Linked DNA regions of Homo sapiens: region 2 is linked to region 1. Evidence: chromatin contacts called from ENCODE Hi-C or POLR2A ChIA-PET data. All regions are on one chromosome and are shown on one strand. The core of a region is the stretch at or near the end of the contact, and the rest is flanking DNA. Distances in the headings are between cores, read along the strand shown.

The links. A loop is a pair of places that touch in the nucleus more often than their neighbours do. ChIA-PET counts read pairs that join two places held with the same protein, here RNA polymerase II (POLR2A). Pooled maps may share reads with other maps.
Region 2: a map of dorsolateral prefrontal cortex shows a loop between it and region 1 (7-fold over the local background). The contact joins the promoter of PRKCZ here to the enhancer-like site in region 1. A Hi-C loop is called at or near these places in 96 of 168 maps with a recorded cell type or tissue (A673, CD14-positive monocyte, CD4-positive, alpha-beta T cell and 55 more), 36 of 37 single-sample maps with no recorded cell type and 47 of 50 pooled maps. POLR2A ChIA-PET finds 5 or more read pairs at or near these places in 10 of 52 experiments (A549, H1, HEK293 and 5 more).

What each region holds. Positions count from the first base shown.
Region 1 is chr1:1,958,782-1,961,481 of GRCh38, reverse strand. CFAP74 (cilia and flagella associated protein 74) reads left to right here. Exons shown (of 39, transcript NM_001304360.2): 15 at 1,452-1,518; 16 at 2,273-2,362. It overlaps LOC107984872 (a long non-coding RNA gene), which reads right to left. Exons shown (of 3, transcript XR_007065354.1): 3 at 2,452-2,580. Among named protein-coding and RNA genes, the nearest start is that of TMEM52, 41 kb to the right of the region's middle. RefSeq lists enhancers at 901-1,606, 2,552-2,700. Within about 2 kb of position 1,266, at least 2 of the 41 ENCODE cell types and tissues checked have a DNase peak (open chromatin) inside an H3K27ac peak, as active enhancers do; they include HCT116 and dorsolateral prefrontal cortex, where a contact is called at or near this core.
Region 2 is chr1:2,049,100-2,051,799 of GRCh38, reverse strand. It overlaps PRKCZ (protein kinase C zeta), which reads right to left and starts at 1,389. Exons shown (of 18, transcript NM_002744.6): 1 at 1,099-1,389. The coding sequence starts at 1,169. It overlaps PRKCZ-DT (PRKCZ divergent transcript), which reads left to right and starts at 1,730. Exons shown (of 3, transcript NR_135509.1): 1 at 1,730-1,932; 2 at 2,134-2,202; 3 at 2,332-2,599. RefSeq lists a silencer at 1,202-1,811.

The sequences.
Region 1 (2,700 bases), core at 17-2,516:
GCCACCACTCTCCTGCCCTCTGCCTCTTGTTGCTGGAGTGGGAGGTGGCCTCGGTCCAGGTGCTGGTTTTTTTGGAGGATACCTGGCTTTCCGCCTGCTTGCTCTGAGATTCTCTCATCCTTAATGTCCCGCAGCTCTGCTGTGCGTCTGGTGTGGGCTGATTTTTCTTAGACCTCACTGTGCTGTTGAATCTGAAGATTCAGATCTTTGAACAATTTTGGGAACTTCTCAGCCCCAGCTCCCCAGGCATCGCCCCTCCCCCATTCATTCTCCGGCTCTGCCCTCCTGCTCCTCCTTTTGAAACCTCCCCGTCGGGTTGGAAATTTCTTGTCTCTTTTTCGCATTGGGTGGTGCTCTAGGTGCTGCTCGGTTCACCACTTGTCCCCTTAGTGCTGCTAATCAACGGTTGAAATTGCTCAGTAAGTTTCTTACTCAGCTGCCCTGTCTCTCATTTCTAAAAATGCCAAGTTCTGTTTTGGATGAGTCTGCATTTCTTGACAGTGTCTTGTTCTTTTCTCACGTCTGGAATTCTCTATTTCTGTCTCTAACCATTTTATCTATACGTCCTCTAACATCCCCACTCCACGCTTCTGTCATCTGAAGGGTTTGGAGCTCGGCCCTGCACTCTGCTGCTGGTTTATGTGAGGCACGCACGTCCACCCTCTCGGATTCTGCTCCTCTCCCCGGCAGCTCCATCCCGGGCTCTGTGCAGTCGGCACCAAAGCATTTCCCTCCCAATTGGAGGAGCTTTGGGTTTGCTTCTGCTGGTGCCGTGGGAATGTTGCCAGCCAGGGACACATTTTACATTAAAATTTTAGCTTGTGCATTTCTAAACCAAGCACATTAGGTAAAATCCAACCTTGTGAAATCAGCCTGGCGTCAGGAATTCCTTGGGGAGATGCTCCCTCACCCTGATCTGGGCCAAGACAGACCAGCTCCCTCAAGTGGCCTGTGCAGTAGGGGCTATTTTTGTGGTTCTTTCCCTGAAAGGGGCTGAGAGGGTCCCGAGGGTCCCAGCTGTCTCAGGACTCCCAGTTCCAGCTCTCTTCCTGGCTCCTGCCCACAGCCCCCTGGTCCCATATTGGTATCAAAGCCCTAGAGCCCCGGTCCCAGGCCTGGCACCTGTGCCCAGGGGAACTGTGGCCCTCTCCGACCCATGGGGTCCCATTTCCTGGCAGTTGGCCTGGGGACTTGCCTCACGCCTTCAGTGATTAACTCCCTCACTCCACAAACGTTCGCACACACTGGAGCGCCCCCTGCCTGCCAGGTACTGGCGGCAGCAGGGAATGCAGCAGATCCAGCACTCCCCGGGGTGAAGGCGGCTGGGCAGGGGGCCAGGCCCGGGATGGGGAGGAGGCCAGGAGGCCCAGCCTGACTGTGCTCTGGGTGGTGAGGCGAGCGTCTGCCCTCCGCAGCACTAACCCCCGTGTGCTATGGGTCACGTCCTGCAGCTTTGACCCCCCTGGCCCCCTGTCAGCCGGAATGTCCTGTGAAGTGCTTGTCACCTTCAAGCCGATGGTGAGTCAGAGGGGCCCGTTCTCTCTCGAAGGGGAGGTGGTGGTGGGTGGAGCCTGTGATCGGGCATGGTGGCGCAGAACATGATGGGGGAAGGATGCACTTGGCCTCTCAGTGAGGATCACGCAGGCCCCTGTTTTGCTATTTTACTTCCAAAAATACACTCAACATATTCCTGAATGCTGGGCAGAACCGCGGCGCAGCTCCTCTGGGTTAGTGGCCGAGGGCGTGCACTCTCGGGTCTAAGTCGGGAGGGCTGGGATGTTCCAGGAAGCTAGTGTCCAGCCCTCCTGAGATGCCCTCTACTGACTCTTTCCCCTGGGGTCACCCGAGCTGGGCAGGTGGCAGGCGGCCCTGGCCCAGGTAGCCACGGCACATGTAACAGGCTAAAGTTACAGGAGGGAGGGGTGTGGTGGCTTATGCCTGTAATCCCAGCACTTTGGGAGGCCAAGGCAGGAGGGTCGCTTGAGCCCAGAAGTTCAAGACCAGCCTGGGCAACATGGCGAGACCCCGTCTCTACAAAAAATACAATTAGCCAGATATGGTGGCGCATGCCTGTAATCCCAGCTAGTGGAGAGGCTGAGGTGGGAGGATCGCTTGGACCCCAGGTGGGGGTGGGTGGAGGGGGGTTGCAGTGAATCGAGCAGGTGCCACTGCACCCCAGCCTGGCCAACAGAGCCAGACCCTGTCCAAAAAAAAAACAAAACACACAAAAGTTGCAGAAGTGTATTGTGGTGGGGGTTGTTTTATGTTTTAGATAAACAAGGATCTAGAAGGAAATATCTCATTTTTGGCTCAGACGGGCGAGTTTTCAGTTCCACTGAAATGTTCAACAAAGAAATGTTCGGTGAGTTCAAAGGTGTCCGAGCCAGCATTTCTCGGGGCATGCTGGCTGGGAACCCCAGTGGGGGACGGCATCTCCTGGGAGGGGGTGCAGGTTGGCGGGGGGACCAGGTGGAAGCTCCAATCTTCACCAGGGGCTGAGCCCCTTCTTCCAACAGCAGCTCAGGTGGGCCTGAGCCGAACCTTAGGTGGGGTCTCGAACGTGGGGCACTCGGACCAGTGCTGGAAAAATGAGACAAACCCTGCTCTGTGTGGAGCCCAGACTGCAGGGCCTGTGGCTCAGGAAAACTTAACATTCATCTGCAGCTCTTGGGGGGATCCCGCCTGATTCTTTTTAACTAA
Region 2 (2,700 bases), core at 140-2,639, 90 kb before region 1:
CTGACCCGAGACCCCAAGACAAGGTTCGCAGGAAGCTGAACCCGCTCAGACTCGCAGGGCACCATAGAGACCCCCGGGGCACTGTCCTGAGAGGACGTGGCCCGGGGAAGTTGTCACCCGCCTAACCCTGCCGGCCGTCCCTGCCTCTGGGGCTCAGGTTGCCCACGCTGTAGCTGAGGACGCACCGGGGCAGGAGCAGCTTTTCGAGATCCCAAGGACCAGCCAGTGCAAGTCCGGAGCCCGCATTCTGCTCCCCTCCCTCTCTGCAGCAGCAGCCACCCTCGCGGGAGCGGAGGTCCCAGTTCGGGGCTCCTGGAGACGCGCACAGGTGGAAGAACAAACCCACGGGTCCTCCCCTCCCCACCGCCCACACTTCGGGGGGCAGCGACCCCTCCGCTGTGCCTGTGAGCCCGGCCACCTGGTGCAGCCCCCGCCACCCCCAGCAGCGCTGCCCCGAGGCGGCGGCCAAGAGTCCAGGACCCCTCCGCTCCAGCACCTGACCGCGCCCCCTCCCACAGCCAGGCAAGGGCCTCCGGGGGGCGGGTGCGACGCAAACCCCAGGGTCAGTCTCGGCCCCACCGTCTCCTCCAGAAACCCCTGTCCCCGCCCGACCGCCCCGAGCCCTGCCGGGGGCTGCATTGGAGCCACAGCGCCCGCGCCCCGGGTCTCCGGATTTTGGCTAAAGCGAGACCCCCGACCGGGTAAACGTGGAGAACGTTTAGGAAACGCTGATTTTAAGAAACCCGCCAGGAGTTTTCACAACTTGATGAAAACTTTCAGTCCTTACAGGTTTGCGGCCGGAACGTCCCCGCCCAACTTTCCAGCGAAAACGTCTACCACAATGACCGGGCCGAGGAGCTCGCGGCGCGGGGCCGACCCCAGGGAAACCCGGTCCCGGGGAAGGAGCCCGCGCTGTCCACGACGTGTCCGCGGGTGACGCTCACGGGCGGGGACCGAGGACCTCCCGCGACAGCCCCGGGCCCGCAGCGACCTCGCCGCCCCTTCCCTCTCTCCCTCTCGCGCAGGAGCCCCGACGGCTGAGCCCTCCCCGCCCTCCCTGCCTCACCCGCGCCGCTCCCCGCCCTCTCCGCCGCTCACCCCCCGTAATGCGCCTTGAGGCGGACGCGGCCGCCGCTCCCTTCCATCTTGGGGCCGGTCCTGCTGGGCATGGCGCGCTCCCCCCGCCGCCGTCAGCGCTGCGCCCCGGGAGCTCCGGCCATGGCGCGGGGCGGGGGCTCCAGGTGGGGCCGCGGCGGAACGCGGAAGGCAGCGCTCAGGACCGACGGCGCCGACCCGGTCAACTCCGCGGAACTCCGGCGGCGCGCGGGGCGGGAGCGGGGGGCGCGCGGGGCGGGACCGTCCGGCGGGGGCGGGGGGCGGTGTCCGAACATGGCGGACCGAGGTGGAGCCAGCGGCCAATCCGCGGGGCGGGCGGTCCCGGGGCGGGCGGTGGCACCTGCGGCCAATGAGGGCGAGGCGGGGCCGCCACCTGGGCCAATCCTCGGGGGACACCCGGCCGCGGCCCAATGGCGAGGCGCGGGCGGGGCTACCTGTCGGGCGGGGCTACCTGTTGGGCGGGGCGCGGCGCACCTGCGCCAATGGGACCGCGCGCGGCGCGGCTCTGCCCGGCAACCGGAGGGGCCCCGGCCTCTGGGACGGAGCGGCGCCCCCGGGAACTCGCTGGAAACGCGAGTTCTCGGCCTTCGCCCAGACCCTCCGAATCGAAACTCCTGCGGCGCGCGCTGCCAGCCCGAGGGCCCCGCCGTCCAGGGGTCCCCTGACATCTCACACTTGCGGACTGAAGCTGCGAGGAGCGGAGAACCCGGCCAGGGTCACGGACGGGAGCGTCCGGACTCGGGTTCTCTGGGCCCCAGCCCCCACTCCGCCCCCAGCGAATCCAAGGTCCCCTGTAGGGAAGGGCCGTCCACACTCGTGAGTGCAACCGCTCACTTCGCCCAGGTCAAGGACGCGGCATTGGCCCGAGTCGCCCATGACCTTCATTTCTGAAGCCACAGCCTCTCGGGCCTTACTCGAGGGGCTTGATCTGGACAATCGCCCTCCAGGCCCCTCCACCGCCGCCCAGCTCCCTGCCTCCTGGGCTCCTCCCCTGAAAATACGGTTTTCCCTGATCAGCCCATCCCTTACTGGCTGCATCCACTGAAGCCCAGACCTGCTGCCTGCAGGACCTCACCCAGGCACCAGGTGGACACCCAGACCCAGTTCCTGGCCTCGGCCCCTCTCCCCTGAGAGTGGACCTGCTCAGGCCACGCCCTCACACCCCTCACCCAGACACAGCCACCAGGACTTCAGCCACGTGCTTTCATCCCGCAGGTCGTGCCTGGCGCCTCCTTGATGCCAGGCCCTGGGGAGACCTGTGGCCACAGAACCCATGTTCTCCCTGGAGATGGACAGGAGGCCCCTCTCCTACGCAGAAGCTGTCGTTTTTTCTTCTTAAACACCGTTTGCCCCTCCCTCCACCCACCGAGCCATCTCTGCCCCTCTCTACAGCAAAGCTTCCGCCAAGCCGGCCCTGCTCCCTGTCTACCTCTCCTGCCACCACCCACTCACACGTTTTAAATACAAGCCGTCGGTTCTCAGACGTTTTCTCTTTTTTTCTTTCTTTTTCTTTTTTTTGAGATGGAGTTTCGCTCTTGCTGCCCAGGCTGAGTGCAATGGCATGATGTCGGCTCACTGCAACTT